Linked DNA regions of Homo sapiens: region 2 is linked to region 1. A link is a loop called in an ENCODE intact Hi-C map of the cell type or tissue named here. Cell type or tissue: sigmoid colon. All regions are shown on one strand. Each heading gives the region's core, and the rest is flanking DNA. Links, peaks and the distances in the headings are about the cores only. Region 1 holds the start of MIR548Z (microRNA 548z). Region 2 holds the start of TBK1 (TANK binding kinase 1).

Region 1 (11,716 bases), core at 2,057-10,056:
ATACAAAAATTAGGCAGGCATGGTGGTGCATGCCTGTACTCCCAGCTACTCGGTAGGCTGAGACAGGAGAATCGCTTGAACCTGGGAGGTGGAGGTTGTGGTGAGCCGAGATTGCGCCACTGCACTCCAGCTTGGGCAACAGAGTGAGACTTTATATCAAAAAAAAAAAAAAAAGAAATTAGTGCAGGTTGACTGTGTGTGTGTGTGTGTGTGTGTAGTTTTCTGAATTCATTTTTCAAGTATTGAATATTCACAATGATGCTAGACTAAGTGCTAGAGATTTGGTGGTGAACGAAACAGATTGAAACCTGCCTTCATGGGGGGCGTATATAGGTTCGTCTGACTAGTCTAGATAAGTGAATTTGTGTAGTAATTGTTTTTTTGTAACTGGCTTAGTTTACTTAGCTTGATGTCATCAAGATTTATTCATGTTGGAGTATGTGTCAGAATTTCCTTCCTTTTAAAGGCTGAATAATATATCCATTGTATGTATATATCACTTTTTGTTTATCCATTGATTCTTCCATAGACATTAGGATTGCTTCCACCTTTTGGCTCATGTGAATAATGATGCTGTGAACAGGGGTGTACAAATATCTCTTAAAGACCCCTCTTAAAACTTTTTGCGATATATACCCATAAGTAACAGTTGCTATAGAATCATATGGTAATTCTGTTTTTAATTTTTTGAGGAATACTATACTGACAAATTTGAATCCTTATTTAAACCCAGGATTATGGAATACTGCTGCTTGATTTCAGCTGTCATTTTGTTGTCTACATTGTATTTTATTGAATTGGCGTTATTCCCAAATATTGGAAAATGTGGAGGTTTCTAATTTTTGCTACTGTAAATAGCACTAATAAATACCTTGAGCATGAAACCTTTTCCATTATGGATTAATTTTATAGGATAGTTGTACAAAAATGGAATTTTACTAATTATGAGGGTGTGACTTTTTATGATTCTAGTTATATATTGCCAATTTATGTCTATTTTTAAGTTTCATTACACCCTTACTTCCATTGGATATAGTCATTAAAATAGAGAAAAAAAACTTCAATAACTAAAGGCACCTTATTGCTATTTAATTTACATTCCTTTATTATTATTTTTTAAATTATTATTTTTTGAGGTGGAGTTTTACTCGTCACCCAGGCTGGAGTGTAATGGCGCGATCTTGGCTTACTGCAACCTCCGCCTCCCAGGTTCAAGAGATTCTCCTGCCTCAGCCTCCCAAGTAGCTGGGATTACAGGCGCCTGCCACTACGCCCTGCTAATTTTTGTATTTTTAGTAGAGATGGGGTTTCACCATGTTGGCCAGGCTGGTCTCAAACTCCTGACCTCAGGTGGTCCACCCACCTCGGCCTCCCAAAGTGCTGAGATTACAGACGTGAGGCACTGCGCCTGGCACATTCCTTTAATTAACTGTGAATTTAATACTTTTTAAATACTTCTGAGTAAATCTCCCTTGTGTGAGAATTGTCCATGCATGACCTTTGCCCATTTGTCTATTAGGTAGGCAAAATCTTGAGAGAGCACTGCTTGAGTCTGTGCATTTTTAGCTTGGTAGATGGTTCTGCTTTTTTGAGGTCAGCTGAACTTCAGGGTTTTTTTTGACTTACACTGTTTGTACCAAAAGGATATTACATATTCAGGCTTTCATTTTTTTAAGATGGAGTTTCGGTCATGTTGCCCAGGCTGGAGAGCAATGGTGCGAACTTGGCTCACTGCAACCTCCGCCTCCCAGGTTCAAGTGATTCTCCTGCTTCATCCTCCCAAGTAGCTGGGATTATGGGCATGCGCCACTATGCGCGGCTAATTTTTGTATTTTTAGTAGAGACAGGATTGATCAGGCTGGATGGTCTCGAACTCCTGATCTCCGGTAATCTACCCGCCTGGGCCTCCCAAAGTGCTGGGATTATAGGCGTGAGCCACCGTGCCCGGCCCAGGCATTTTGAAATACTTCAGAATGTGTTTCAGGCTGACATCACTGAAACTCAGAAAAATACTTATTACTCCTGTAGTTACAACATGGGAAAGGCATTGCTAAGAAAGCATCACCATAAATAAACCCGTGGGATTCAGAAGGTGGGGAGTTGGGTGATGTGTTTTCTACTAACCATGTGTTTTAAAAAAAAGGGTGACTAGAAGTTCCTGTTTATCTTTGAATTTCAATAAATTTAGGGCTTGTTTTCCAACCACTCTGGTAGAATTTAGAAGAACCTAACTTATTTATTTTTATCTTTTTGACAGTCTTGCTCTGTCACCAGGCTGGAGTGCAGTGGCGCGATCTTGGCTCACTGCAATCTCTGCCTCCCAGATTCAAGCTATTTTCCTGCCTCAGCCTCCTGAGTAGTTGGGATTACAGGCATGCACCACCATGTCCAGCTATTTTTTTTTTTTTTTTTGTATTTTTAGTAGAGTCAGGGTTTCACCATGTTGGTCAGGCTGGTGTCAAACTCCTGAGCTCGTTATCCGCCTGCCTTGGCCTCCCAAAGTGTTGGGATTACAGGTGTGAGCCACCGTGCCTGGCCAGTCCTAACTTATTTTGTAAGTATACTAGGTATTGAAAAAAGGATGGTAGGACAAACTGCTGGAAACCTTACCCACCAAAGATAATTTATACTGTTTACTTATAGGCTTACTGTCTTTTGTTGAAAAATTGCGATGAGAAAGGAATCGGCATTGGCATCTATTAGGTTGGTGCAAAAGTAATTGCGGTTTTTGCCATTACTTTCAGTAGCAAAAATCTCAATTACTTTTGCACCAACTTAATACTTTCAGGCTTGTTGAAGCCTAAGTAGAAAATTGTTGCTTAATCTCTTTTATTCTGATTAACTCCTACTTTAAATTTTTTCTTTCAGAATCTTTTTATCAAGTGAATCTTTTAAAAAGATGTGAAGAGTTACTTCTGACTTTATGATTGATAGATTATGAGCCCTCCTTAATCCCCAATTTCTTAATTCAAACAAGCTTACTGTGAAAATTTTCTTTTTTCTTTCTTTTTTTTTTTGAGATGGAGTCTTGCTCTGTTGCCCAGGCTGTAGTACAGTGGCACGATCTTGGCTCACTGCAACCTCCATCTCCTGAGTTCAAGTGATTCTTCAGTCTCAGCCTCCCCAGTAGCTGGGAATACAGGCGCATACCACCATGCCCAGCTAATTTTTGTATTTTTAGTAGAGACGGGGTTTCACCATGTTGGTCAGGCTGGTCTCGAACCCCTGACCTCAGGTGATCCGCCTGCCTCGGCCTCCCTGAGTGCTGAGATTATAAGCATGAGCCACCGCGCCCGGCCACCGTGAAAATTTTCTACAAATGCTTGTTTCGAGGAATCTTTTTTGATATTTTGCCAGCAAAGTCATAGGAGCAAAATTTTTTTAAATGAAAATAGAAAACAACATAGTTAAATATATCACGTAGGAGGAAAAGTACCAGTACCAAAATTAACTTTAGCATTTCTTAGTGTTTTACAGTTAACAGGGCATTCCAAGGGAATTAAAATTCAGTTGATTTTATTGGACTTTAATTTCAGAGGAACTCTGAGATGAGAAATTTAACTAGCACGTTTATCCGTTTAGGCCTTAAGCAGATGCAGGTTTCATGACATGCCAGAGGTAAATTTAGGGGTACTTGACTGTAGTGAGTAATTTCCCAGCTATGGGAAAATGTAAATATTATGTAGATGGTATAAAGAAACAATATTACGTTTGTCCATTTAAGGTCTGTTTCTGTTTGTTCAGACAGGCTTGTGGATTGCTTTTCTTGCCAGTGTTCCTTTAGGTGGAAGGTACAGCCCTTTCAGATATTTCAGAATTTTATTTTCTTTTATTTTTTTGAGATGGAGTCTCACTCTGTCACCCAGGCTGGAGTGCAGTGGCACGATCTCGGCTCACTGCAGCTTCTGCTTCCCAGGTTCAAGAAATTCTCATGCCTCAGCTTCCCGAGTAGCTGGGATTGCCAGCACCCGCCACCATGCCTGGCTAATTTTTATTTTTATTTTTTTAGTAGAGAGAGAGTTTCACCGTGTTGGCCAGACTGGCCTCAAACTTCTGGCCTCAACCGATCTGCCCGCCTCTGCCTCCCAAAGTGTTGGGATTACAGGGGTGAGCCACCATGTCCGGCCATATTTCTGTTTTAGAATTGCTTTCTTGCTTTTCCTCTGACCAGATTTGGTCACGTGAAACTGTCAATTAGCATGAATGAGGTGCTGCTGCCATGCAGGGGTTTGATCCTTGGCTGTCATGTTGATGGTCTCTGTATCCAAATTAGTATTTGTGAAATTTGGGGGAAGAGAATTTGGGCTTATTGTGTAGCGGAACGAGTACGTTTCATAAAGGCAAACCTAGCACCGATATCAACAAATCCACTTACAATCCATTCCTAAAGGAGGAAGCTCTGTTACAGTTTTAAAATTAACATTACAATGCATCTTGCTTGTTTGAGGTGAGGGCTTAAAACTCAGTAATGAAAAAGAGGGAGAACTATAGGCTAAAAGGGTGTGTGTTCTTAATTGATTAATTGCAAGCAGCTATGTAGGGCACCCTGTGTTTAAATCAGTGCTAGCTGTATTATCTTGAGCAAGTCATTGTACCTCTTTGTTTTTTTAATTTATTTTTATTTTTTACATTTTTAAGAGACAGGGTCTCACTATGTTGCTCAGTTTGGTCTTGAACTCCTGGGCTCAAGTGATCCTCCTGCCTTGGCCTCCCAAAGCGCTGGTATTACAGGTATGGGCCATCACGCCTGGCAAATCGTTGTACCTCTTTGAGCCTCAGTTTCCTCATTTGTAAACTAGTAGGATGCCTGGAAGTTCATAAGCATTAATAAATGTTAGCAATAGTTATTATTTCTTGAGACGGAGTCTTGCTCTGTTGCCCAGGCTGGAGTGCAGTGGCGCGATCTAGGCTCACTGCAAGCTCTGCCTCCTGGGTTATGCCATTCTCCTGCCTCAGCATCCCGAGTAGCTGGAACTACAGGCGCCTACCACCACCCCCGGGTAATTTTTTTTTTTTTTTGTATTTTTAGTAGAGATGGGGTTTGACTGTGTTAGCCAGGATGGTCTCGATCTCCTGACTTCGCGATCTGCCCGCCTCGGCCTCCCAAAGTGCTGGGATTACAGGCGTGAGCCACCGCGCCTGGCCAGCAATAGTTATTTTTAAAAGATCCTCCTACATGTGATTATATGCCCCTTTTCATTTGAGGGTAGTAGACCATATGGAGAACTGACAGTGGTTGAGAGATTTGAAGGGAACTAATAGTCCAGCCAAAGAGCGAAAAATGGCAGGAAATTGGAAATTAGGTCTGTCTCATTGGCTTTATTAACCAAAATGAATTGGGAATCTCAATGTAATTGATCAGGAAGGAGCTCCAGTCATTCCTGGAGGATTAATTTATTATTATTATTATTATTTTTTAGCTGCATACCATATCACTGTGGTGCCTTTGTTTTTGGAATGGAGCTGTTGCCTGCTGACCACGCCTGGGGGCACCTAATCACAAGTCTTTCCCAACTTCTTTTTCCTTTAAAGCAAGCCACTCCAGTTGAAAGAGAATGATTAGACATATGAAAGTGTGGTTTTGTTTGCCCAAGAGTTTATGTATAAGTTAACACATTGTACACTTTTTTTTTTTTTTAAACTTCCTCTTTCTCTCTTATCTGCCTCTGATCACGGGATCCTGGTTAGTTTTGCTCAGGGCAGCTCGCTTGACCTGGTGACAAATTCCGCTTCTTCCTGGGGCTTTCCTTTTTCCTCCAGAAAGTCTTGTGCTCATGGTTTAGGAACTTAGTCACTGTCGTCTTTCTGGTTTTCATGAGATCAAATCAAATAAGGTAATACGTGCAAACTGTATAACGTGCTGCAAAGGCAGACTCTGCTGCTGTCCTTAGAGTCCAGTTCCCTGGCCGTGGCTGGGTTCCCAGCCCTCTGTTCTCTCTCCACAGAGTGACTGTCTCGGCTCTGAGGGTTTCAGCGATACTGGATGCTTCCACATTTAGGAAATAGGCCTGCTTATGCTCCAGTGCAGGCATTAAAGCTCAATGAGTCATGTGATCTGCTTGGCCGACTCTTCAGAGTTCGTTTGTACTCAGTAAAATTAGTATGAGTCTTGGAACCCGGTGGGAAACCTCTTCCTAGTCCTACAGGCCGGATGCGCCTTCTGAGTTTTCATATTATCTCTCCACCCCCAACCTCCCCCTCCTTTGGTTGTATGTTTCTCACAATGAATTGGTTGTTGGAAACTGGCTTTGTAATAATTCCAAATGCCACTGTGAAGATTTTTAATAGCCTTTAAAATTTTTAATTGGCTGAGCTGTAGTGTTATTGATATATTTTTGTATAAATGTTATTATTAACAAGTTAATTCATATAAAGGGCTTGGAACTATACCTGGCATATAAGTACATGTTTAATAAAGATTAACTTATTTCTGCCGGGTGTGGTGGCTCACGCCTGTAATCCCAACACTTTGGGAGGCCGAGGTGGGCAGATCACTTGAGGTCAGGAGTTTGAGACCAACCTGGGCCAACATGGTGAAACCCTGTCTTTACTAAAAATACAAAAATTAGCCTGATGTGCTTGCTTGAACTTAGGAGGCGGAGGTTGCAGTGAGCCGACATCATGCCACTGCACTCCAGCCTGGGCAACAGAGTGAGACTCTTGTCTCAAAAAAAAAAAAAAAAAGAAAAAAAAAGAAAAAGATTAACAGTATTTCTAATGGTATTAGAATTGTTTTATTTTATTTTTTGTTTTTGAGACAGGGTCTCGCTGTGTCACCCAGGCTGGAGTGCAGTGGTGGGATCATGCCTCACTGTAGCTAGCCTTGAACTCCTGGACTCAAGTGATCCTCCCACCTCAACCTCCTGAGTAGCTGGGACTAGAGGTGCATTCTACCATGCCTGGCTAATTTTAAAAAATGTTTTTGTAGAAATGGGGTCTTGCTGTGTTGCCCAGGCTGGTCTGGAACTCCTGGGCTCAAGTGATCCTCCTGCCTTGGCCTCCCAAAGTGTTAGGATTACAGGTGTATGCCACCATGCTCATCCAGCATTCTTAATTAAAATAATTTGGTAGGAGATTTTATGAAGGCAGTATGTTCAGTAGAAAGGTTTGGGGATCCAGAATTGGGAGACTATTTTAATTTTGGATCTGTTATTTACTAGCTCTGGGAGCTTGAGCAGGTTCCTTACTTAAGTTCCTTGAGTAACAGTTTCTTGATCTTTAAAACATTATAGAGGGGTTAAATCAGATAATGTATGTGGAATGTATTCCTAGATTATAGATTATTACATAATTGTAAGTGTGGTAGCAATCACAGGTGTGTTTAGAGACTACTAAAAAATGGTTTTCTCTTTTAATCTTGTCTGATGTAAATTAATGACACATTCTCAGTCGACTGTAGTATTGACACTTGATAAACAGTTTTTGAAAATGAATTTATTCTCCATCTCTTCTATGTCTGCTTTTATCTGCAAAGTCGTGATTTGTGTTTGGGGACTTGAACAATTGATAGCTAAGCATCAACTTTAAATTGCTTTATGAATTGATGATTGTGTTTATGAAGCACTGGTGATTTGGGGGAAGATGACATTTTAGCTTACTGTTGGATGCATCAGGGAACTTGAGTTAATTTAGCTTTAAGCCTTCCAGATTATCCTGCCTATGAGCTTCACAAGGGCAGACCACATCTCTAGTTTTCACCATGATATTTTCAGTGCTATCTTGGTGCCTGGCACAGAGGACAGAGGGAGTCCCAATTATATTTGTTAATTGACCACCTGGTTTTCATCTGATCAGACTTGTGTCAGAATTATAATCAAGGAAAAGTTGGGCAAAGGCACTAAAATGAGTTTCTTTTGGTTTCAGAGGGAGTAATAATAAAACAACAGTAATAGCTTATGTATTCATGTGGAAATAGGACATTTAGGTGAAAAGTACGTTGGGCCAGGGGTATGGAGATCTAGCTCCTAGGACTGGTCCTTTATTAAATAGCAGAGATAACTTTGGGAGAGTTACTTAACCATTTTTGGCTTCAGTTTCTTCCTCAAAGGCCCTGTCCAGCTGTGTGGCAAATGGTTAGTTTATTCTGGAGCAGAATTACTGATTGGAGGGAAAGTAACAGCAATAGGATTTGAGAGGGCTTCACAAATGTTTTGAGATGCCAAATGAATTAGTTTAGAAACAGCTATATTAGGTCATATCTGCTTGGATAGGGAGAACCCAAGTGAGTTGAGTCATGGGTGTTTGAGAAATGAATAGAATATGTAGAATTATTTCTTTTCCAAAAGAGGGAATGTCTTGGGAAAGAAATCAAAGGGAACCTGGGTGATATCTTTGATTCATCCCCTATCTAGTGCCAACAAGAACAAGTTTCTTTCTTTCTTTTCCTTTTTCTAAGAATGGATTTCATGTAAGCCAAAAGAACACTTGATTGTTCTGAACTTGTATATATTGCAGGAGTTATAAATATAATATCAAGAACTATTTAATAAGAGCCCACCAGCAGTTCCACGTTCCTCAAAACCAGGACAGGATGAATGTATGAGAATCATCTTCTTACTGAGAATGGTAGGACAGAAGGGATAGTTTAGCCACTATACTTCCTGGAAGAATCAGTACTTGAGGGTTGCTGCAGCTTTTTGGGATTGAAGGAGTATGTTCATTTCCTTTGGAAGATTAATTTTTTCCTTTTTTTTGACATGGAGTCTCTCTCTGTCGCCCAGGCTGGAGTGCAGTGGCACGATCTTGGCTCACTGCAACCCCACCTCCCAGGTTCAAGCAATTCTGCCTGCCTCAGCCTCCCGAGTAGCTGGGATTACAGGCATGCACCACCACACTTGCCTAATTTTTGTATTATTAGTAAAGATGGGGTTCTGCCATGTTGGCCATGCTGGTCTTGAACTCGTGACCTAAGGTGATCTGCCTGCCTTGGCCTCCCAAAGTGCTGGGATTACAGGTGTGAGCCACTACACCCGGCCTGATTAATTTCTTTTACTTGCTTCAAGTGTCTCCTTTATTCCAGCCTACACATAGAGGTAAATATTCCTAGGAAACTTTCAGCAAGTTAAATCCTATTATAAAATGCCAGAGTCAGTTGTCTAATTTTTATTTTATTTTATTATTATTATTTTTTTGAGACAGGGTCTTGCTTTGTCACCCAGGCTGGAGTGCAGTGGCGTGAACACAGCTCACCACAGCCTTCACCTCCCAGGCTCAAGTGATCGTTCCAGTTCAGCCTCCTTAGTAGCTGGGATCACAGGTGCAGACCACCACACCCGACTAATTTTCTTTTTTTTTTTTTTAAGACAAGGTCTCACTCTGTCGTCCAGGCTGGAGTACAGTGGCGTGACTTTGGCTCACTGCAACCTCTGCCTATGGGTTCAAGCAATCCTCCCACCTCAGCCTCCCGAGTAGCTAGGACTACAGGTACGTGCCACCACACCCAGCTAATTTTTCGTATTTTTTTTTTTGTAGAGATGGGGTTTCACAGCATTGCCCAGGCTGGTCTCAAACACCTGGGCTCAAGCCGTCTGTCTGCCTTGACCTCCCAAAGTGCTGGGATTATAGGCATGAGCCACTGCGCCCGTCCCACTGCTATTCTTCCAGCTAGAAGGACTATACTTAAATGCATAATTATACAACCTTTTGATATGTTATGAAAATCATAAAAAATTATTTTTCTAGCAACTCCTGCCCTTTTCATTAAACAGATCCTAGTAGTCCTGAAATTCTGTGGTGGATTTTTATATGTAATGTGATAATATGAAGAAATAGCTGATTTTGGTAGCTGCTCACATATTATGTTTGTTTTAATTGGAAAAGTTGGCCTATGAAAATGAGTGTTGTATAAAAATGGTTTATGTGGACCAGGCGCGGTGGCTCATGCCTGTAATCCCAGCACTTTGGGAGGCCGAGGTGGGTGGATCACCTGAGGTCAGGAGTTTGAGACCAGCCTGGCCAACGTGATGAAACCCCATCTCTACTAAAAATACAAAAATTAGCTGGGCATGGTGTGTGCGCCTGTAATCCCAGCTACTCGGGAGGCTGAGGCAGGAGAATCACTTGAACCTGGGAGGTGGAGGTTGCAGTGAGCTGAGATTGTGCCACTACTCCAGCCTGGGTGACAGAGCAAGACTCCATCTCAAAAAAAAAAAAAAAAGAAAAAGAAAAAAAGAACAAGAAAGAAAAATGGTTTATGTGAACTAAAAGGTTGTTTGCATTTTGTGGCAAATAACAGCACCAAATTCCCAGATCCTAAATGTTTCAGTTATGAAATATTTGAAGTACCTCTGAATTTACACATAGGCATTCCACTCATGTAAGCACTCATTGATTTTAAGATTTTTCATTCATCAAAAGGGAAAATGTGGGCTGCCATATGTATAATTTTTGTCATCCAAAAAAGAGATATAAAGTTAAAAATTAGCAAGGCCATGGTGGGTCATGCCTGTAATCCCAGCACTTTGGGAGGCTGAGGCAGGAGGATTGTTTAAGCCCAGGAGTTTGAGACCAGACTGGGCAACAGAGCGAGACATTGTCTTTACTGAAAAAAGAGAAATTATCCAAATATGGTGGTTTGTGCCTGTAGTCCCAGCTATTTGGGAGGCTGAGGCAAGAGGTTTGCTTGAGCTTAGCAGTTTGAGGCTGCAGTGAGCTATGGTCACACCACTGCACTGTAGCCTGAATGACAGAGACAGACCCTATCTCAAAAACAAAACGAAATTTAAAAAAAGGGTGCTTAGAAATCCTGAACTGTTCTTTTTACTCCCAGGACATGTGATCATATGCCTACTCAGGAATGAGTTATAGCTAGTTCTCAGTAGATGTTTAGTTATTAAAATGGAATGAAGGCATGAATGTGGGGATGAAGTAGAGGAGGGGCTGGGTTGGAGATACTGGTTAATTGGGAGGCATTAGTAACACTGAATGTGGGCAGAGAGGTGGTGAGAAAGAGGAGTCAAGGAAGAGTTGTAGGTTTCTGGTTTGGGAGCCTTGGAAGATGGTGCTAGCAAGCAGCCACTCACCAAGAAATCAAGTAAGAAGAAAGATCAGGTTTAGGAGGGAAGACACATTCAGGCAATCAATATATGGCATACACCAGGCAGTCAATAAATTTTGAGTGAGTAAATCTGGGCATGTGTGTTTTGAGATGTCTGTGGGCTATCAAAGTTTCTGGAGTTTCTTATCAAGAAGGTAGACCTGGTCTGCAGAGAGAGCTTCAGGATTCGTTGAAGTCATGGGCTTAGATGAACTATGTGTGTAAAGCAAAAAAGGTGTCTTTAGACAGAAGCATGGAGGATACCACAGAAGCATGGGGGCACCAGCAGGTAAGAAGTGGGCAGAGAAGGGCATGTCCATGGAGGAACCAAGGAGTGGTCAGAGAAGCTGGAGAAAAAGAAAAGGGTGGTTGTCCTGGGATCGGAGGTTGGGACCACCTCAAGAACAAGGGCTTGGCCATGGGACAAGTGCTTCAGAAAAGCCAAGAAGGCCTGGGGTGGAACTGTGTGGCAGTCTCTGGAGACCTTGAGGAGAGCCACTCCAGTGAACTGGAGGCGTACAGTCACACTGCAGTGGGTGGTGAGTGAATAGTGCAGAGGAAGCAGGAGAGTGAGTAGAGGTGCTCTTCCGTGAGGCTTGTCTGGCAAGGAGAGGATGGTGTAGTAAAATGAGGAGCCTACAAGGGCGAGGGAAGTGGTAAGGGTGTTGTCATCGTATGTAA
Region 2 (11,004 bases), core at 3,005-11,004, 170 kb before region 1:
GTTTTTTCTTAGTTGTAGTTTGTCAGCTTAAACATCTCAGAGTTTTTGTGGAAGAATATTGAGGGCTTGTTTTTGTTTATCATTGGGAACCCTCCCCTTCGCCATCCTCCCATAAAAAAGCAAAGTGCCTACAGGAGTAACCCCTGTTAAATAACTGATCAGTCAAACTGAATTTAAGGACTCAGTCCTCACTATCTGTTAGAGGTGTCTGTAACAGTAGATCTAGGTACCCTATAGAAGGCTTGTTCTCCAGATGTGGTTATTTATCTGCATAGCATTTATAAAAAGTCTTCCTTCTGGGCCCAACTTCTCTTCAGTGATGACATTATCTTAGTGATCATAATTCTCAGTGTTAGCATTATTATTCTAGTTGGAAAAAATGAATTTCATTCGTGTTCACTCCTCCCTTCACATCTGATTGATCCTCAGATCTTGCAGATTCTTTCCTCATCTTCTCTCTCTTCTGTCTCTGCTGCTCTGGTGTAGGCTGATGTTATCTTACTCTGATCTCTCTTCTCTTGTTCTAGCCAGGCTGATGTGTTTGAAAACTTCAAGCAGTCCTTTGATATTTATTCACCTTCCTCATAACCTTCCTGAACAAATTCATGTTTCTCAGTTTGGCACTTAATTTTTTTTTTTTTTCATATTCTGCCCTGAGACTACCTTTCTGTTTTTTCTTGCAGAAATGGTCTTTACTGTTCTTGTAGTTCTTCAAAAATCCTGCCTTACTAGCAGCCCAACTTCTGTATGAACTGTACCCATTTCTCTAGGTTTGCCTTAAGCACAGCCTCCTTGTAAGGTTTTCTTTTGCCTATATAGTGATCATTCTTTCCCCTGCACATAGTAGATTATCTATTAAATGAATCTCCTAGGTACTAGGGCACTATCAATACTGTTCTTGTCTGTATTAGTCCATTTTCACGCTGCTGATAAAGACATACCCGAGACTGGGCAATTTACAAAATAGCTTTATTGGATTTACAGTTCCACATGGCAGGGGAGGCTTCACAATCATGTCGGAAGGCAAGGAGGAGCAGGTCACATCTTACGTGGATGGCAGCAGGCAAAGAGAGAGCTTGTGCAGGGAGACTCCCATTTTTAAAACCATCAGATCTTGTGAGACCCATTTACTATCAGGAAAACAACATGGGAAAGACCTGCCCCCATGATTCAATCATCTCCCACCCGGTCCTTCCCACAACACATAGGAATTATGGGAGCTACAAGATGAGATCTGCGTGGGGACACAGGGTCAAACCATATCATTGTCCTTACTGAGAACACTGAATTATGTCTGGTGCTCACCTGACCTGCCATGGATGGCAGCATGTAGTACTAGGCCATGCCTAGCACAGCCTCTAGCCAACTCCTTTGTAGTCTCAAATTTTGACTTGGAAGTACTTTTGAATCATCAAATAAATAGTAAATTCCTTACAGAGTTAGAACTGCTATGTTTAGCTTTGACTTGTTTCCTCCTCAATATTTAATTTTTTTTTTTTTGAGACGGAGTTTCACTGTTGTTGCCCAGGCTGGAGTGCAGTGGCACGATCTCGGCTCACCACAACCTCTGCCTCCCAGGTTCAAGTGATTCTCCTGCCTCAGCCTCCCGAATAGCTGGGATTACAGGCATGCACCACCACACCCGGCTAATTTTTTCTATTTTGAGTAAAGACTGGGTTTCTCCATGTTGGTCAGGCTGATCTCAAACTCCTGGCTTCAGGCCTCGGCCTCCCAAAGTGCTGGGATTACAGGCGCCGTGCCCGTCCTCAATATTTAATTTACCAGTGTTAATTTGGAAATAGTACCAATCAGTAAAAAGGTGTCAAGAGCTTGTTTTCTTCTGACCACTTGATTTCTATAGCATAGAGATAACACCATATTTTCACTACTTCCCCAGTTGGGTGATGTCAGCATAAGTTATATCTACACTTACCAAACTCTCCAGAACAGAAAGTTCTTAGCTTGGATTACATACGGATATATAAGGCATGCGAAATGTTCTAATGTTACAGAAGAACATTGCTAGCACTCAGATACTTGGAGCCATTCTTCAGGTGAAAGTGATATCTTCTGACATTAGTATTGATTGCATTAATACTTTATTTACAGGTGTTCTTCCAGAGAGCAAAGCCCTGAGGACTGGATTTCCCTGTGCCTACTTCATGATCATGAATTCCAGTTAATTTATAAAGAGGCGATTTTTGTGTGCCATTCACACTGGTCTTTTTCACATTGTTTTGAGCTTATTGCAGTATATGTTTTGGGATTTTTCTGTAAAATGGGTGTAATTTTCCTAATACAGGTATGTAACAACAAAAGAAGTTGCCTGCATGCCGGTCCAAATTGTTCTGTATAAAGATGCTCTTAAAAGACACAAGAGTTATCCTAGAACCTTAATTCTTTTTTATTTGAAATTTTAAGTCAAGTCCTTTATAAAGACCATAGCAGTGGAAAACAGTGTACTTTTTAAAAAATTGCTGAATATAAAATCTTTGAAAATTTTCTTTATGTGTGAAGACACAAAGTATGGGGGAAGACAGCAATCAAAACTAACTTTTTGTAGATAGCCATTTCATTTCTTTAAACTGTTTCAACGCCAATATGTATTCTACAAAAGAGAATGGTTTTAGGCTCCAGTGTTATACTTTTTTTTATATATATATATAAAAATAAACTTTACGTAGTGAAATCTTCCAAGTCTTTTCTGGAATTATTATAAATACTTTAGTTTTATTTTCTCATCTTAATCTCTCCATAATTTCCCATTTAAAGGTTTACAAATATGAGTGTGTGGATGCTTTAATTCATTTAACCTCACTCCTCAAAGGTAACATGCAACTTAGTTCTGTTATATGAGAGTCTTTTTCTTTAATGTACTGGAAAAAGCCTATGTGAATCTGTTGATAGAATTTAAAATTCCAGGCCGGGCGTGGTGGCTCACGACTGTAATCCCAGAACTTTGGGAGGCCAAGGCAGGTGGATCACTTGAGGTCAGGAGTTCGAGACTAGCCTGGCCAACATGGTGAAACCCCATCTCTACTAAAAATACAACAGCCAGGTGTGATGGTGCACGCTCGTAATCCCGGCTACTCAGGAGGCTGAGGCAGGAGAATCGCTTGAACCCGGAAGGCAGAGGTTGCAGTGAGCTGAGATTGTGCCACTGCACGCCAGCCTGGGCAAGAGAGTAAGACTCTCTCTCAAAAAAAAAAAAAAAGAATTTAAAATCCCAATTTATTTTCTAACTCTTTTATTGGATGTATTTAGAACACAGTATACCTATAGTATACCTATGTGTTTATTATGTTTGTAAATGGTAACTGACATTTAATTATTAGAAGTACTTACCCCTGCCTTCCTCCATTTTTATTCATGGCTACTTGAGAAAGCAAAAGGAAAAAATAATAGTTATCAGTAGTGTCACTGGAAAGAAGAGAGGAGGGACAAAACTGAGCAGCAGAATTCGTATAGACATTTACGTTTAAATTCTAAAAGCCCAATTGAGATGTTCAGGGAGGGTTTGTTTTGCCCTTTGGCCTCATGAATGGGTTTCATGAATGGGCTTCAGTGGCTTATAAACTCTGTAAAATTCTATTCTAAATTTTGTACATTTATTTTGTTCCGGTTAATTCCAGAAGACATTTCAAACATTTTTCTTACACCATATAATAAAAATACTTAACTAAATTGACAGTTATAAAAATAAATCAGTGAAATGTACCTTATACTTTAATAAAAAATGTTTTCAGAAATAGATAAGTGAAAGCTGAGTGTTTCTTTGATAGGTTCCCCTGTACTATAGGAGTGATAATTGCAGCTATTGCAATAGTAGTAATTGTTAAATGGATACTAATGAATAGCATAGCATAGTGGGTAAGAGTTTATATAGCACAGGCTCTAGAATCAGATTAAGTAGGTTCAAATACCAGTTCTGCCAGTAACTGGTTTTAGAACCTTGGGCAAGTTAAAGAATGTCTCCCAGCCTCAGTTTCCCTATTTGTAAAATGGAAATAATGGTAGCTACCTCAAACCTCATTACGAATTCAATGAGTTAAACTTGAAAAGACTTATTACAGTAGCTGGCACATAAAGACTTGATAGTAGTTTATATGGATGCTATCTCATATTAGCATATATGGAATTAATAGTGTATCACTATACTTTTTTTTTCTTTTTTTTTTTTGAATAGAGATCAGTCTATCACCCAGGCTGGAGTGCAGTGGTGACATCATAGCTCACTGTAACTTCTCCCATACTCTACCAATCCTCCTGCCTCAGCATCCAGACTAGCTGTGATTACAGGTGTGCACCACCACACCCAGCTACATTTTTTTTTGGTAGAGACAGGGTCTCACTATGTTACCCAGTCTGGTCTCAAACTCCCGGCCTCAAGCAATCCTCCCACTGGCCTCACAATGTTGGGATTACAGGTATAAGCCACTGCACACGGCCTTACTATGCTATCAATTCCATATATGGAAAGGTGTTTTCCCTTTCAGAGCTCTTTAAAGCTCTGCAGAAGATTTACATGTGTTTATAGAGCTAAGAGAAATCAGGGCATGGAAATTGAGTGTGTAATAAAAATTAAACTCTTCATGTTATATAATCATGCATAACTTCTATCTTCATTCTCTGAAGTTGCCTAGAGCACCATCACAGCTAGGAAGCTTCCATCATGAATTACCTTATTTCCAAAAGCAAGTACTCAAATAATTGTCTCAAGAGAGGAAGGACAAAACTGTTACAAGCTGAAATATTTGGGGATTTGTTTGACTTGACTAGGGAACCACAAGTTTTCATATAATGCCTGATTTAGCCCTGTGCCTAACAGTTTAAATCTTAATGCTAATGTTAATTGCTTCCCAGTTGGTTGACCTTATAAGAAAACACTGTGTGGTATTTTAATGTGGTAAACATGTGAATGAAGGCCTGTGGCTCAGTTAATCACTCCCACAACTTTGAGCTGTGAGTTTTACTGGTGGAAGGAACTTTAACAGGTCTTCGCTCTTGTCATTAGATATCAAAGAACTGAAATTAGTTGGAATTGTAAGCAGTGAATAGATGTGTTGTTAGAATGATTCCATCACTTATACATTGTTTAAAATGCTAATAAAGTAACTTGCTTTGTAAGAATTCATTAGAGTGGACTTTTGTTATCTCCATTGTGCATTTGATAAAACTGAGGCTTAGAGAGGTAAGAGATTAGCTTTTAAGTCAGTAATTGGCAGCCGAGACAGCAACCCTAGGTCTGTTACATTCAAAAGCCTCTGAGCCACTCCGCATGACTTCCCATTCATTCGTGTTTGCTGCTGCTACTCTGGGAAACACCATCTTCCTCTTCCCCTCCACTCAGAAATTTAGCCCTAGATTAGCAGCGGTCTCTGCTCCCTCATGTTGAGAAAGGCCTGTTGTGCTGTCCGTGGGCAGAAGGGACCCCTTCAGAAAGCTATTCCTTATTGGGAATAGCGGCTTGAGATTTTGACTGCACGAATATTGCAGGACCTAATTTTAGTATTTAAGTTTTAGTTCTTAAATTCTTAAGTTTAGAGTTAGATACTCCAATACGGCCGTTTTCCAAAATACCGAGAGGGAATTAAATGAACATTTTTACATTAAGAATTTAATGTATTTCTGGGTGATGGGAAAATGAAAAAAACAATGTAAAGTCTGAATTACTGCGAGACGATAATCTGGCTCCACTGCAGCCAAAGTGGGCCCTTAAAACATAGAATCCATCCCTCCCAGCTCTGCCGGCCGTCTGTGCCTGCCCCCCACGTGTCCCACGTTCTGCACACCTGTAAATCTTGGGATGTAATCCCTTGCTCAGCGTCGGTCCGCCCTACTGTCGGCCAGCGCTCGGGGAAGGGGCGGGATTTGCAGTTGCGGGAATCCCAATTACTGTGTTCGCTGCTCAGGGCTCCTCATTCCCCTTTAGAGTAAAGGGCGAGGGCAACAGTGGACGGGGTGTCTCCAGACATCCCCCTCATTACCGTGGCCGCGGAAGCCGACTCGGCAGTTGCCGCCGCGGCTGTGGTGACTACCAGACGGGCCATAGGCGTGCGCACGCGCACCCGCACCGGCGCGCCGGCCGTCGGTCACGTGGCCTCCGGCCAGGGCTTGCGAAGCCGGAAGTGTCCTGAGTCTCGAGGAGGCCGCGGGAGCCCGCCGGCGGTGGCGCGGCGGAGACCCGGCTGGGTAAGTGAGACGGCCGCGGGCTGAGGGGCCAAGGCGGCGCGGGGCGCGGTCGGTCAGGCCTGCGCCGCCCGGCGGGGAGCGCTCCCGCCCCCTGTGGGAGGCTGGGATGCTGAGTCAGAGCGGGGGCGGGGGCGGGCGCACCGAGAAGCCCCGGACGACCCGAGGCCAAGCCATCCAGGACCCCGGCTGCGTGGACACTGCCTCTGGGGTGTGTGTCGGGTGGCCGTAGCCGGTGGAATGGTCGCGCGGGCCCTGTTACCTGCATCCCCGCTCCGCGCCGCGCGGCCGGTCCTCGACCTGCATCCCGTCCGGCGGCTTTGGGCATAAAGAGGACGACTCCGTTACCGGGCCTGGGCCCTGGCTGCCTGGGGAGGCAGGGGCACCTCTTTCCCTTAGACTCGCTGTTTTCTACCCTCTTTCCGAGCGTCGACACAACGGGCAGTTTTTAAATGTATTGATTTTTCAGAGGATTAAAAAGAGACGTTTCCTTAGAGTTTTAGTGATGTTCAGTCCGCAGAGGTTGACTCACACCGGAAATTAGAAGCATAAGATGTTTTAAATATATGCCGATGAAATACGAATTCCCAGACATTTCCTTGCTCCTCGTCTACCTGGCTTATGGGTTTAATTTGTAATCTCTATCCCAAGTATTCTTAGTAGGTGGCCTCAAAACAACTCCCAAGTAATTGCCAAATGTATAACCAAAGACTGGTCTTTTCCACTCTGAAACCCCAGTGTATGAATCACATAGGGGCAGAGTTTAGAAATCCTGGAACTTTGTCCATAGGCCATGTCGTCAAACCTGTTTTCATCCCTCAACAAATAGTAACTTTCGTTTTGGACGGTGTAAGGAAGTAGGCTGAAGACGGCATCATCAGCAACATAGTTGTTGAGTGTCTGCTTATATGCTTGTCAAAAATTTGGGAAGATTTATATGGCAAGCACGTTGTGGGTGTGCTGAGTCATGTTTTAACATGTTATTGTGGAGTTATTGGAAGATAATTTCAAAAGACATTTCCCCTGACCACTATTGTGATTACTGTTAAATAGAAACCATAGTTTTGTATTTGCATAGAGAACAGATATCTTAGCTGATAAATATTTTTCTTATTATCCTGAAGGTACATACATATAGGTACCTAATGGTACTATTTGCCATTTACAGTTACATTGATTAGGGAAGGTTTTTCGTTAGATAGTTGAGACGTTTGTTATTGTATCGTGAGTGAAATGTAATGACTGGCAAATGTGTATTCCTTATTTGTGAAAAGGGAATCTTATTTTTATTGCTTATTTCCTATAGTCGTATATAAAGTTTATCTAAATTAGATGGGTAGTAAAATTATATAAAAATATCCTACTATATCAGTGATTGGTAAAATTGAGACCCCTGACCATTCTGCATTTTCCTAACCCAGCTTGGGGATATTGGTGGTCATTAATTCATCACAGAATACCTAGTCTAGCATACTACTTTTTGCTTTAACTTACTGTGGAGGGATATTAAAATCCATGTTTTAATGACAATACAGCAGGTTTAAGGGGGCATGGTGGGACTAGTGTTTATGTTATGTTAGCATACATCAATTTTAGTCCAGTGTGGAGCTTGGATACTTTGTATACCTTGATAGATCCATAGCTTTTCAGTATTAAAGACTTGATAATACAGGCTACTTGGTACGTTTATATATTTATACTTGGAGGTTGGAGAAACTATCCTTAAATTAATTCCAGAAGAGTTCGTAACTTTTCAGGAATAATAATTTTTGCACCTTTCCTTTATGTTTGTCAGGTTCTGTGTAGATTGTGTAGATAAAATTTTAGCTTATGGGAATATTATGCAGTGACAACATTTGTCTTCATTAGTGTTTCTCTGCTCTGAAGGAAACAAAGTAATTTTTCCTATATTTGTTATATTTTACATTATTACTTTTCTTTATTTTAAAACACCTTAAATTATGTCATAAATTAATCTTTCAAAACATTTGAAGGAGGTAAGTAACAATATCACTCTCATCAACAAAGACAAAATTAGAAGAGAAATAGGTGTTGTTTTTGTTTGTTTTTGTTTCTTTTTGAGATGGAGTCTCGCTCTGTCACCCTGGCTGGAGTGCAGTGGTGCGATCTCAGCTCACTGCAACCTCTGCCTCCTGGTTTCAAGCAATTCTTCTGCCTCAGCCTCCCGAGTAGCTGGGATTACAGGCATGCGCCACCACGCCTGGCTAATTTTTTTGTATTTTTAGTAGAGGCGGGGTTTCTCCATATTGGCCAGGCTGGTCTCGAACTCCTGACCTTGTGATCCGCCCGCCTCGGCCTCCCAGAGTGCTGGGATTACAGGCATGGGCCACTGCACCCGGCTGAGAAATAGATGTTTCTTTCAGCCCTGTGTTAAGTGAATTAAATTGAATGTATGTCATTGGTTAATGTTTTTTTTTTCAAAGCTCATACAGCATTTTAGCCTTGAATATTGCTAGAAACTCAGATCTTTTTTTTTTTTTTTTTTTTTTGAGACGGAGTCTCGCTGTGTCACCCAGCCTGGAGTGCAGTGGCGCGATCTCGGCTCACTGCAAGCTCCGCCTCCCGGGTTCCCGCCATTCTCCTGCGTCAGCCTCCCGAGTAGCTGGGTCTACAGGCGCCCGCCACCATGCCCGGCTAATTTTTTTGTATTTTTAGTAGAGACGGGGTTTCACCATGTTATCCAGGATGGTCTCAATCTCCTGACCTCGTGATCCGCCCGCCTCGGCCTCCCAAAGTGCTGGGATTACAGGCGTGAGCCACCGCGCCCGGCCAATTTTTTTTTTTTCTTTTTTTTTTTTTTGCGATGGAGTCTTGCTCTGTCACCCAGGCTGGAATAGGGTGGCACGATTTCAGCTCACTGCAGCCTCTGCTTCCGGGTTGAAGTTATTCTCCTGTTGCAGCCTCCCGAGTAGCTGGGATACAGGCACCTGCCACCATACCTGGCTAATTTTTGTATTTTTTGTGGAGACGGGGTTTTGCCGTGTTAGCCAAGGTGGTCTCAAACTCCTGGCTTCAGGTGATCTGCCTGCCTCGGCCTCCAAAAGTGCTGAGATTACAGGCATGAGCCACTGCTCCCAGCTGAAACTTAGATTTTTTTTGTCATATTATTGTATTTTATTATAGTATGTATAGTGTATACTAACTTACAGGGAAAAAATGTAAACAAAATGAAGGTCATGGGGAAAATGGCATCTTGCTTTAATCTTCAACTTAAAGTTACTCTTAATAATCCATTTATACCATTATGTCAAATTTTAGTCATCCCTGCAGAATTTTAGACGAATGAAAACAGACAAGGTAACACCAAAGAGTTAAGCACAGAAAGTGATATTGATTAAAAAGTTGAAAGTAAAAATCTACATTGGCTAGAACTGAACATTCAGATCCGTCTCTCCAGAGGAAAATCTAACTTGAATCATAATGGTTCATATTTTGACTTGTTCATACCATATCAGTTAGCAACTTATGACTTGAAAATACTTTGAAACTTAAGATATTTATATTGAACTGTTTATACACTTCATGTCAGTAACAGATAATGGGTGATCTTACTTGAGACTAAAAACAGCTAACATTTGTTTCTTAGCTGTGTTACTCCCTTAAAACATAGTTGCAAATTTTTTTTTTCTCTTAGTATAACAAGAGGATTGCCTGATCCAGCCAAGATGCAGAGCACTTCTAATCATCTGTGGCTTTTATCTGATATTTTAGGCCAAGGAGCTACTGCAAATGTCTTTCGTGGAAGACATAAGGTTAGTACAGAGAAAACTTTGAAGACCTTTTATCACTGTATGTATTTTGTTCTAAGATGCATGTTGACACTAAAGTGTGTGACTTGGTGATTTTGATCCCTTTGTCTGAAGAAATTGTTTTAATGATTTTCGTGGTCATTTAAGGCATAGCTGTGTCAGGCAGTGAACATATCTACCCAGTGGTGGCACAGGTTAAGTGTTAGTGAGTGGAGGAAAACAGATTGGTTGAAAATGGACTGGGAAAGATTAGTGTTGTGCCTTTTGATGCTTTCCCCAGCCCAGCTCCCTAATGGTAGAGTGATTTCACTGACAGAAGTTCAGTGTAATGAGTTGAGGTAGCATTTGATGTGGCATTTTGGTTGGTAGGGAGGCAGATGTGTATTGGGAGGGGAACTCACAGGTGTTTCTGATAGGCTCTGGTAAGGGTAAGTGCCCCTACTAAAACAGCATCCTACAAAGTAGATTGGAGTAAAATGAGATTCTCAACAAGGAGCCCAGGTTGAAAAGACCATATTTTGGTATAAGGTAATCAGAACCTGGTAGTGGAAGTGGGAATAAAATAAAAAGATTATTCCCAGAGGCACTTCAAGAACCAAAAAGGGGCCGGGCGCGGTGGCTCACGCCTGTAATCCCAGCACTTTGGGAGGCCGAGGCAGGCGGATCACGAGGTCAGGAGATCGAGACCATCCTGGCTAACACGGTGAAACCCCGTCTCTACTAAAAATACAAAAAAAATTAGCCAGGCGTGGTGGCGGGCGCCTGTAGTCCCAGCTACTCGGGAGGCTGAGGCAGGAGAATGGTGTGAACCCAGGAGGCGGAGGCTGCAGTGAGCCAAGATAGCACCACTGCACTCCAGCCTGGGTGACAGAGCAAGACTCAATTAAAAAAAAAAAAAAAAGGATTTTGTTTAGATTCAATGTGGAGGATGAAATTTAAAATAGTTAAAATAATTTAAAATTAAGAAATTGAAGATAATTAAACTTTCTATTCTGGGAAAAAGCTGGAGAAATGGAGTCTGAGAAAGAAGCTGGAAAAATGGAGT

Evidence for each region. A loop is a pair of places that touch in the nucleus more often than their neighbours do. Peaks named below come from ENCODE experiments on the same cell type or tissue, not always from the same donor. Only the 100,000 strongest peaks of a DNase experiment are listed, where the experiment ranks them.
Region 2: it touches region 1 in a loop (4-fold over the local background); 11 of 110 quality-filtered maps call a loop at or near these places.

What each region holds. Positions count from the first base shown.
Region 1 is chr12:64,619,822-64,631,537 of GRCh38, forward strand. The region is part of intron 1 of RASSF3 (Ras association domain family member 3); the gene reads left to right. MIR548Z (microRNA 548z) reads right to left here and starts at 2,784; the gene lies at 2,688-2,784. MIR548C (microRNA 548c) reads left to right here and starts at 2,688; the gene lies at 2,688-2,784. RefSeq lists enhancers at 1,610-1,769, 5,674-6,390, 5,747-5,866 and a silencer at 5,788-5,977. In sigmoid colon, for the core only: no CTCF peak of the experiment used is centred there; DNase peaks (open chromatin) are centred at 3,269 and 6,010; H3K4me3 peaks cover 1,163 bases; H3K27ac peaks cover 3,488 bases.
Region 2 is chr12:64,445,996-64,456,999 of GRCh38, forward strand. It overlaps XPOT (exportin for tRNA), which reads left to right. Exons shown (of 25, transcript NM_007235.6): 25 at 2,110-5,130. The coding sequence ends at 2,136. It overlaps TBK1 (TANK binding kinase 1), which reads left to right and starts at 6,125. Exons shown (of 21, transcript NM_013254.4): 1 at 6,125-6,192; 2 at 9,845-9,962. The coding sequence starts at 9,876. RefSeq lists a silencer at 5,996-6,465. In sigmoid colon, for the core only: no CTCF peak of the experiment used is centred there; DNase peaks (open chromatin) are centred at 6,106 and 6,416; H3K4me3 peaks cover 2,738 bases; H3K27ac peaks cover 1,574 bases.